2 separate regions of the Homo sapiens genome follow, and region 1 is linked to region 2. A link is an interaction called in ENCODE POLR2A ChIA-PET data of the cell type or tissue named here. Cell type or tissue: A673. All regions are shown on one strand. Links, peaks and the distances in the headings refer to the core of each region. The heading gives the core; the rest is flanking DNA. Region 1 has its middle 41 kb from the start of DLG5-AS1. Region 2 overlaps KCNMA1 (potassium calcium-activated channel subfamily M alpha 1).

Evidence for each region. ChIA-PET counts read pairs that join two places held together with the same protein. Peaks named below come from ENCODE experiments on the same cell type or tissue, not always from the same donor. Only the 100,000 strongest peaks of a DNase experiment are listed, where the experiment ranks them.
Region 1: POLR2A ChIA-PET joins it to region 2 with 6 read pairs; 2 of 35 experiments call an interaction of 5 or more read pairs at or near these places.

What each region holds. Positions count from the first base shown.
Region 1 is chr10:77,964,882-77,970,258 of GRCh38, forward strand. No RefSeq gene overlaps it. Among named protein-coding and RNA genes, the nearest start is that of DLG5-AS1, 41 kb to the left of the region's middle. In A673, for the core only: no CTCF peak of the experiment used is centred there; a DNase peak (open chromatin) is centred at 2,890.
Region 2 is chr10:77,182,533-77,187,909 of GRCh38, forward strand. It overlaps KCNMA1 (potassium calcium-activated channel subfamily M alpha 1), which reads right to left. Exons shown (of 28, transcript NM_001161352.2): 4 at 2,291-2,384; 5 at 889-1,000. Among named protein-coding and RNA genes, the nearest start is that of KCNMA1-AS2, 44 kb to the left of the region's middle. In A673, for the core only: no CTCF peak of the experiment used is centred there; no DNase peak of the experiment used is centred there.

The DNA of each region.
Region 1 (5,377 bases), core at 53-5,052, 780 kb after region 2:
GTTGGAGACCACTGCCTTAGCTGTTCTCTCACCCTGATTTCTCCTCTCCCCCAACCCTAGGCAACCAATAATCTACTCTCTGTTGCTTTCAATTTCCCTATTCTGGACATTCCATATGAATGGAATCATTTACTATGTGATCCTGTGTGGTCTTCTATGACTGGCTTCATTCACATAGTATGTTTTCAGAGTTCATCCATGTTGTAGCATGTATCAGAACTTCATTCCTTTCTATGATTGAATAATATTTCGTTGTATGGACAGATCACATTTTGTTTATCCATTCATCAGTTGATAGACTTTTGGGGAGATTCCATTTTTGGGTACTACGGATAATGCTGCTATGGACATTTTCGTGCCAGCTTTCGTGTGGAGGTATATTTTCATTTGTCTTGGGTGTCTACTAGCTAAGAGAGGAATGGCCGGGTCATGTGGTGTCCATATGTTTAATTTTTTGAGGAACTGCCAAACTGTGTCTCAAAGTGGCTGCCCCATTTGACATTCCTACCAGCAGTGTAGGAGGGTTCTGATTTCTCCACATCCTTGCAAATACTTGTAATTGTTCATCTTTTTATTCCAGCCATCCCAGTGGCCGTGAGGAGGTATCTCATTGTGTGTGGGTGTTTTCTTTTTGAGACAGAATTTCACTCTTGTCACCCAGGATGGAGTGCAATGATGCAATCTTGACTCACTGAGATTACAAGTGTAAGCCACCGCGCCCGGCATCAGCCATGTGTTTTTCAAAAAAAATTTCTTTTTTCTATTCTGTTTTTTGAGACAGGCTCTCTGTTGCCCAGGTTGGAGTGCAGTGGCACGATCTCGGCTCACTGCAGCCTTGACCTCCCAGGCACTGATCCTCCTACCTCAGCCTCCCAAGTAGGTGGAACTACAGGTGTGCACCACCACGCCTGGCTAATTTTTAATAGAGACAGGGTTTCACCATGTTGTCCAGGCTGAAATTTTTATTTTTTGTTTTTTGAGACAGGGTCTTATTCTGTCACCCAGACTGGAGTGCAATCTTGGCTTACTGCAACCTCCACCTCTCGGGTTCAAGTTATTCTCCTGCTTCAGCCTCCCGAGTAGCTGAGACTACAGGTGCACACCACTACACCCAGCGAATTTTTTTATTTGAAAAAAATGTTTAAAAAAAATTTTTAGGCCAGGCTCAGTGGCTCACAGCTCTAATCCCAGCGCTTTGGGAGGCCGAGGCAGGTGGATCACGAGGTCAAGAGATCGAGACCATCCTGGCCAATATGATGAAAACCCGTCTTCACTAAAAATACAAAAATTAGCTGGGTGTGGTGGCGCACGCCTGTAGTCCCAGCTACCCGGGAGGCCGAGGCAGGAGAATTGCTTGAACCTGGGAGGCGGAGGTTGCAAAGAGCTGAGATCGTGCCACTGCACTCCAGCCTGGTGACAGAGTGAGAATCTGTCTCAAAAAAAAAAAAAATTTTTTTTTAAAGAGGGTCTCCCTCTGTTGCCTAGGCTGGTGGTGCAGTGGCACAATCTTAGCTCACTGTAACCTCAAACTCCTGGGCTCAAGTGATCCCCCTGCCTCAGCCTCCCAAAGTGCTGGGATAACAGGTGGGAACCACCTTGCCTGGCTCCAGTGTGGTTTTGATGCACACTTTCCTGGTGGCTCACCTTCCCTGCTTCTCTTATACTCTCTGCAAAGGGAGAATCCAGAGGTTTCTCAAGTTCCCTGAGGGGTGCTGTCACGCCCCTTTCCTCCCTGTCACCACACTCCCTACTCCCCACCCCCCACCTACAGCTGTGATTCTCCATGGTGCTGAGAGGAACCCTTCGTGAACTCAGGATGTCAAGCTAGAGAGACCTTCATCTTCATCCAGTCCAAACTGCTAAACTATCTGACAGGTGAGGAAACTGAGGCCCAGAGGGATGTGGGTTACTTAATTAATGGTGCCTGGCATGTTAGTGGCAGAGCTGGGTTGAGACCAGAGAATCCATGCTTGCACAGGGGACAAGGAGCTCTGGGTTTGATTCTAGACTGTCGCCATGACTGTGCCCTCCCTCCCTCCCTCCCTCCCTCCCTCCCTTCCTTCCTTCCTTTTCTTCCCTTTCTTTCCTTTCTTCTTTCGAGACAGGGTCACACTCTGTCACCCAGGCTGAAGTGCAGTGTTGAGATTATGGTTCACTGCAGCCTTGACCTCCTGGGCTCGAGTAATCTTCCCAGCTCAGCTTCCTGAGTAGTCGGGATTATAGGTGTGCACCACCTCCAGCTAATTTTTAAATATTTTTGTAGAGACAGGGTCTCACTCTGTTGCTCAGGCTTATCTTGAACTCCTGGGCTCCAGTGATCCTCCCGCCTTGGCCTTCCAAAGTGCTGGGATTACAGGCATGAGCCGCCACTGCCGGCCTTGTGGGCCACTTTCTGAACCTTTCTGAACAGCAGTTTCCTCATCCATATAATGGAGATGATACCTACCCTATGGGGTTGTTTTGAGCATATAAAATATTTAATATAGTAAGTAAATAACTTATTTAATTTTGGAATAATTACTATTTAAGTGCCTATGATAAAAGAAAGTCAAATAGTACAAAGGAGTATAACGTGAAAAAGAAACCTCTTTCTCCAACCCCGTCCTGGGGGCCACCATTACCACCAGACTCTTGTCTTTTCTGTCAGATCTCTTCTATGGATATAATGGAAGTTATTTATCACATGGGACCTTAGAGTTGGAGATCATTAACTTGCCTGCTTTTCTAAGCTGGTCTTTCCCACTTTGCCCCTTCAACCCCCCTTCTTGTGGCAGCACACAAACCGTGGGCCTCCCTTATTTGTCCAGCTCCCCCTTCCCAAGCCCCCTCCACCTGGTAATGATTTCCTAGAGCGTCTCCCAGGGGTCTCCATGGGGACGTTTCCTGCTCCAATCTCCATGGCAACTCTTCAGGTTGCCATGGTGACACTTAAGCGATTATTTGGAGACCCTTAAATAAATCACCCGTGGTGGTATATGCTAGACGTGTTTGGCTCTGGCTCTTGTGTTTGGGGCCAGGGTTGGGGCCCAGGCCCGAAGGCAGAAAATGTGGGGAGGTGGGAGATGGTGGTCAGAGCCCGATGCCCTTGGTCTGGCCCTGTGAGGGGCCCTCTTTGGGCAAAATTGGAATTGAGCCTTTTGTGAAGTGGTGGGAGGACAACAGGCAGTTATGCTTGTGCAGTCCTTAAATAGGGAGACCCTGCAGCCAGCAGGACATCTTAACTCTGATCAGGATGGGGGCAACTTGGAGCTATGCAGTAACCAAGCAGGGATTCCACTCCAGGCCTGCTGGGCTCCAAGGCCCTCACTCCTCCTTGACGTCAAATTCTAAAAGGGAATTTAAGATGGAATCCACTCCTTCATATATTCATTTATTTGACCGATGTGTTTAAAGTGGCTACTATGTGCCAGGCACTGTGTGCTAAGCATTGGGAATACAGCAGTGAATTAAAAAACAAAACCCCTGTCCTCATGGAGCTTATATTCGACCAGCGAGAGGCAGACAATTAGCAAAACAAAACATCCATGGCCGGGCGCAGTGCTTCATGCCTGTAATTCCAGCATTTTGGGATGCCAAGGTGGGTGGATCACCTGAGGTCAGGAGTTCGAGACCAGCCTGGCCAACATGGTGAAACCCCATTTCTACTAAAAATACCAAAATTAGCCGGGCATGGTGGTGTGTGCCTGTAATCTCAGCTACTTAGGAGGCTGAGGCAGGAGAATCATTTGAACCCAGGAGGCAGAGGTTGCAGTGAGCTGAGATCATGCCATTGCACTCCAGCCTGGGCAAAAAGAACAAAACTGTCCCCCCTCTCCCCATCCCCCCTCCAAAATGCAAAAAAAAAAAAACCACCCAGGTTAGACAGTAGTTTCAGTATTAGGGAAGGGGCCTAGAGAACAGCAGGGTAAGCTGTGGCACACACTGACACCAGGGCCGGGTTGGGGGGGGGTCCCAGGCACCGTCTTGGGGCTCAGCTTCAGGTCCCAGGACAATTCCTGAAAGGTAAGAGGGTGAGGTATGGAAGGAGCTAGCCAATACTTGAGACTCCATCAGCAGTGACCAGCTCCCTCCGCGTGTTCTGCCTAAGCGATGTACAAAGCTTTCCAGCTTCTAGATGCCTCACGGATGCTTGGAAGCAGAAATGCATGGCTGAGACTTTAATCTCCACTATATAGACTGGGAAACAGATGCAGAAGGGAGGCAGCCTGCCGAAGGCAATGCCGCTAATGGCAGGCAGAAAGGTGGCTAGAACTGGAGTCATGGCTATCCCAGTCCAGGTCCATTTCTGCCAGACCAGTGGATTTATCACCAGATCTGCAAATTCATACTTCCCTGAGTGCTGTCTTACTGAATAAGTAGCTTATCTTGTACATGAGGAAGATCATGTTGTCTATGGGGAGAGATTGTGATTTACCTGTAACACCAGTGTCAGGTGATTATACCATGCTCCCTGACTCGGAGCTTTACTGCAGGCCACTCGGGTCAGGCCTGTTCCTCGGTGGTGGAACAGACTGCAAGGTACAAGAACAGGCTTCTTCTAGCCTCCGACTTCCCCAGCCCACTGGCACTCCTCCCAGAAATGAAGTTTGGAAGCACAGGCCTACTTAAGGCCTGGACAACCCAAAAAGCTTCCTGAGAAGGTGATGAGACTCGGGTCTGGATACACTGGGCTCTCTTCATGTTTTTTCCCTTTCCTTTCTTTTTCTTTTTTTTCCCCCTGAAACAGGGTCTTCTTCTGTCACCCAGGCTGGAGTGCATTGGCGCAATTTTGGCTCACCGCAGCCTCTGCCTCCCAGGTCCAAGCGATTCTCATGCTTCAGCCTCCCGAGTAGCTGGGACTACAGGCACATGCCACCATGCCTGGCTAATTTTTGTATCTTTAGTAGAGATGGGGTGTCACCATGTTGGCCAGGCTGATCTCGAACTCCTGACCTCAAGTGATCCATCTACCTCGGCCTCCCAAGTGCTGGGATGCTGGGATTATGGGTGTGAGCCACTGCACTTGGCCTTTTCTTTTTTAAAAAAATTAGATCCATATTTTTAGGACGAGTTCATTTGGCTGGTGAGTTGTTCCATACTCCTTGGCAGATTCCAGCTTCCATGACTACCATCCTGCTTCTCTTTTCTGAGTGTGGACTATCCACCTTCATACAGGTCTCAGGGTTGGGGCCAGGCTAGCAGGAAATAGAAAATCATTTCTGGTTAGCCTAAGCCCCAGGAAGCATTTACTGGAAAGTTCTTGGAGAGTAAATGGAGGAGCTGAATGGCCAACCCCTAGGCTATGTGGCTACTGAGCATGTGAAACTCGCTATGTGCTAAGTGTAAAATAGACACTGGAATTGGAAAACTTAGTATGAAAATAAGAGTGTAAAATATC
Region 2 (5,377 bases), core at 111-5,110:
AAGGGGAAAAGATGATGAATGCTCTCTTCACACATCTTTGTTTTCATTGATTACAATGCATGCATATTACTTTTTAAATAATTAAGCCAAAAATCCTAAAAATAAGGACAGAAGGAACCCACAAATAGTCCTCCAGGTTCTGTTTCGGCCTGCCTTCTTCCCTAGTAGACCCCATGACAGCAGGAATACTCTGAATTCAGGGAAAAAATGAAATCAACGCAGCAATGAGAAACTTGAAGCTGTCTCTCTAAGCCCTGGGCTTCCATGACTATCCTCTGGTCAAGTTACTTTCTCCACTAAAGTGTTCTAGTCCTGGTCCAGGAGGTGCCCTGTACAGTACAGCCCAGCAGCACTCTCCCCTTAACACAGAAAGGGACCTCAGTCTCCTGTAAGGTGAGAGATGACTCAAGAAGCTTCATCTCTCCCTGCCCTACAAAGAACCTTGTACCTATAAATAGACCATGCAGAACCCACTTTTTGGAAGCAGACCAAAGCTAACTTTGGCAGGCAGGCCTCTGGGGTACCTGAGCCAGCCACTCGGAAAGTTGGCCTTACCCCCATGGGCTTCTTAATCCAGTCCTGACTCTAAGTTCCTGAATGAAAAGTGACAGAACCATGAACATAAAGGCCCTGGCTGTGACAGTGATGACCACTAGGCTTTGACAATGATAAAACTGCACTGCCTGAAGCGCAAACTGTGCAAACCCTTTGGGGCTAGTGCTCCAAAGAGAGCTGCCACCATCAACTTCTAAAACTCCAAGAGCCCGTTGTTCACATTAATACATACAACATTGTTTGTAGGGAGACAGCCCCCTCATCCACTGCAAATTCTGTCCTTCAGCCATGACTCAGGAACCAGGAAGGAGAAGGAAAGAGAGGCTGACTTACCAAGCCAACTTCTGTTTAAGTACACAGACACAAACACGGGGGGCACCGTGAAGAAATCCACTACAGAGTTCACTTCCAGCCAGAACCACAATTTATCGTTGGCTGCAATAAACTGGGGGAAAGAAGAAATAAGAAAGAGAAAAAACATGAGAAGCATGGTGCTGGCATCCAATGTACACTCTTTTGTCAAAGGGTAAGTTTTGAGTTTTCATAGGGCCACCACGCCCGGCTAATTTTTGTATTTTTAGTAAAGATGGGATTTCACCATGTTGGCCAGGCTGGTCTCGAGCTCCTGACATCAGGTGATCCACTCGCCTCAGCCTCCCAAAGTGCTGGGATTACAGGCATGAGTCACTGCACTCGGCCTATTTCTATTTAATTTTTAAGGTCTGGAGGGAGACATTATGTCCTTCTCATATCTACACAAAGCACATGCTTTTATGATTGGACACACACGTTTTCTAGTGCCCCATAGAGAGCCCTATATAGACTAACTATATGCTATGCTAGTCTTAAGAGAAAGATCAGGCAGTGTATTTTTCTGTGGTTCCCAACAGCTTCATAGGGAAGATTGGGTGATTTTACTTGTATTAGACTCATTCATGTAAATATAACTATAAATAAAGCACATATGTACGCATTCACACACACACACACACACACACACACAAAATTCCATCCATCTACTCTCCTCACCTTCCTTTCATTCATACTCACAACTGCTCTCTCAGGGCTCAGCTAAGTGAACACTGCTAAACGTAATTTTAAGAGCTGAAGAGGTTTATTTCTATTTACTTTTGTTTTGTTTTATTTTTTTGAGATGGAGTCTTACTCTGTTGCCCAGGCTGGAGTGCAGTGGCGTGATTTCAGCTCACTGCAACCTCTGCCTCCCAGGTTCAAGCAATTCTCCTGTCTCAGCCTCCTGAGTAGCTGGGATTACAGATGCCCGCCGCCACGCCTGGCTAACTTTTGTATTTTTAGTAGAGATGGGATTTCACCAGGTTGGTCAGGCTGGTCTCGAACTCCTGACCTCAGGTGATTCACCCGCCTCAGCCTCCCAAAGCTGGGATTACAGGCGTGAGCCACCACACTCAGCCTATTTCTATTTAATTTTTAAGGGAACAGGGCATTATGTGAATAGAGAGATGAGAAACAATCCACCGGTGGATACATCATCATTTTTCTTCAATCCCTATTTCTCCCCCTTGAAACAAAACTGATGTGAATTCCAGAAAATGCTTAGCTAAGGAGAGGGCTCTCTCTCAGACTGAAAATCAGAATGCGGGTGCGCTGTTTCTCCTGGAAATATCTTGACTGCGAGAGCAGAGGCTGAGGGGGATGATCCCTGGGTCCCAGACTGAAACACCCCATTGTGATACTGAACAATGTTGCACAAACTTACCCGCAAGCCGAAGTAGAGAAGGAAGAACACGTTGAAAGCCATGTCGATCTGTAATGTGAAATCTTTGTAGAAATTCTGGCAGGATTCTATTGGGCTATTAGACAGGAAGAAGAAAAAGCAAGAGGTAAATGACAGGTAGTATCATCCTGTCTCCCACGATGCTGAGAAGTGGTAGTGCTTAGGGTAGACGATGAAATGAATATTCATAAAAGAAAACATTTGGTCTTTCTGCCTCCTGGGATCATCAAGCAAGCATTGCCAAGGGGTCTTTCCATTCAACCATTCAGGAACTACTGTTCTTTTATTTATTGTTTTCGAAATTATTATATACTATCATTTTTTATCATCATTCAGCAGTTGAACTAAGAATCTAAAGAGGATCATGCAGATACCCTGGAGGAAGGACAAGCAGGAGAGGCCTCCAAATTCCTTAATTTCATATTAACCCTTAAAGAACTTCTTTCTTTCTTTGAGAGGACACATACTAAAGCTAAAACACAGTTCCTCATGCCCTCCAACGCATTGGCAGTGGGGCCTGTTTTCAATTAAACACAGTGGTTGTGTTTTGGACCTTTTAAAAACCATTAGTTGATTAATAAATTCAGGACCCAGGAGCATCTCAAGAAAGCTAGAGAGGAGAGGATCCTGGGTGAGGTTCTGGCTAGATTAAGCACAGACTTTCTGTGCAGGACTCGGATCTGGGGAAAGAAGCATTGTCCGACCAGTCAAATTCAGACCATTAAACCAAAAGGTTGAAGCAGTACTCTAAGGGTTAATTTTTTTTTTTTTTGGCATGCATGCTAATTGACTTGGTGTGTGTGTCGAGCAGCCAATGCAAACCCCTAGCACACTCTACTTCAAGAGTCGCCAGTTCAAAAGGGTACTACTATACAAACTGGTACAAGACTTCTGTGTGCTTTCCTGTGTCAAACTGATCAGAGGATCAGTGTGTGGAAAGTCCCAAGGTTTGGGCTGGGTGGGAAGTAGGAAAGCCTCATAAACACTCAAAGCTGTGAATGGAAATTCACATAGTATTCTGTGATCAGTAGGTAAATAGTAACACCCAGGCCAGGAACGTGAAGGTGAAGTGAGGTGAGGGAAAGGAGACAGAATACCAAGAGAAGCAAAACACTTTAGCTAAAGGGAAGCGACAGACCTCCTCCCTCCAGGAGAGGGCCAGCTTGAGAAATGGAAGATGAAGGATTTCCTAGTAGTGCCACTTTGGAAATCACTGTGTGCAATACCAGTTAGTATAGTTGCACTTCTGTAAGGACAACGCTTGGCTGTTCAACAGGCAGGAATCTGTGCAGTAGAGGAACTCGGGGCCCACTTAGAGGCAGGGTAAGTTAGTCTGTGGGAATCTCCGATCATGTTCCATGCACTGGATTTATCCATTCTTCATCTCTGCTACAAGTCAAACATGCCCTATATCATCTCCCAAATCACGTGGAAAAATCTCCAGACAAGCATTAAGAGTAACCTTTATTTGCATTCACAAACTAGGTGGACTGAACAAAAAACAACACTGAAAAACAGTTCAAAAAAAAACAAAAAACAAAAAAAAACGACAATTGCCAGGTTTTCACTAAGGTAGGGAATTGGGTAGAAAGACAGCATGGAATTTGGTTAGTCCAATGCTGAAAGGAGACACAAGCAAGGAAGCCAAATATCACAGCCTGCCATGGCTCTAGGCCTGCTCTCCTACACAGGTACTAATTTCGATGAAAAAAGGAAAATCCAGGCTACAGTGAATCGGTGATACTTCTGCAATTCTCAGGCCATGGGGGTGCTTGTTTTTGTTTCAAAAACAAGACCCAAAGGTCCATGGGTGTCAGAGTTCCCAGCCACTCTAGTTGCAGTGAAAAATGTACAGGAACTAGGTTGACCAGAAATCCTATAGACTCCAGGGTTGAAGAGACAATGCATCTCTGCAGGATACGTTACTAAAGAGTAAATGTGTGTGTGTGTGTGTGTGTGTGTGTGTGTGTGTGTGTGTCAGAGAATAAGCAAGCAAGGATGGGGAGATCTGTAGGTAACTACTGTACTCAGGTGCTCACTTGTGCCAGCGGGGACTCACATAGCTGTGCATTATAAACTCACAGTCATCAAGATTGATGTATACGCAGTCAAGGGGAGAGAAAAAAAGGGCTTGGTTTCCAAGACTATCATGGAAAACTGACTATTGTTTCACCAAGGCCAAAACCTTACAGTTGCCCTCACAGTCGTTATTGGTGGAGTTACTGGTGGCATATTTGGGGCCATCATGAGTTCCCTAGCTCCTATTAATCCCGTGGCCTCTGTGGTTAATTTGGTGGTAACCTAGAAATACAGCTAATTGGAAAAGTATTTGCTAGGCTGTGGTAGAAAATGGAATAGTTGGGGGAGAGATGTGAGCTGAATGCCACAGAGGATACTTGGATTCAACATAAATGGAAACAGGTATTGAGAAGAGCATAAGGAATTGGCTGCAGTGACTTCTCCACTGTTTCTTACCTTCCTGGTCCTTTCTGTCATCCCTCCTCATAATGCTTATGTTCAATGGCCACAGTGAGAGGGCTTGAAGCTAGAGGACATGGGTGTTGAAAAACGCACCTTAACAACACCCCTGGTTTACAGGAAACCATGTTGAAGCCATACAAGACCTTTTCCTTTTCTCTAATCCTTTCAAAAAATTTAGAACCGATTTCATCATGTTTCATTATCATTCCTTGCGTACTAGACTTGGAGCTGAAATACTAAAGGAAGTAAATGATGCCGCTGGCGCGGGTGGCTTTTCCTCTGGCTGGAGCTGGCAGGTAATATGAGCATACCTCAATAATATGAGGGGGCAGGGGGCAGGCAGAGAAGCAGGAAACTCTGGGACAAAAGACCCATATAGGATGAGTGATCGGGCAATGTACTTTCTATCCCTTTTAGCTATTTCCTGCTTGCCACTACAGCCCCAGGAGAAATGTCCTGCCTGATTTTTTTCAAGTGGCAACAGAACTGTTTATCAGATCCCCTCTGAGATAAGTCCTCTGAGTGCCTGTAGTTTACGGACTCGCACAATCAGAGACCACAGAGTGGAGCTTCCAAATCCCCATTATT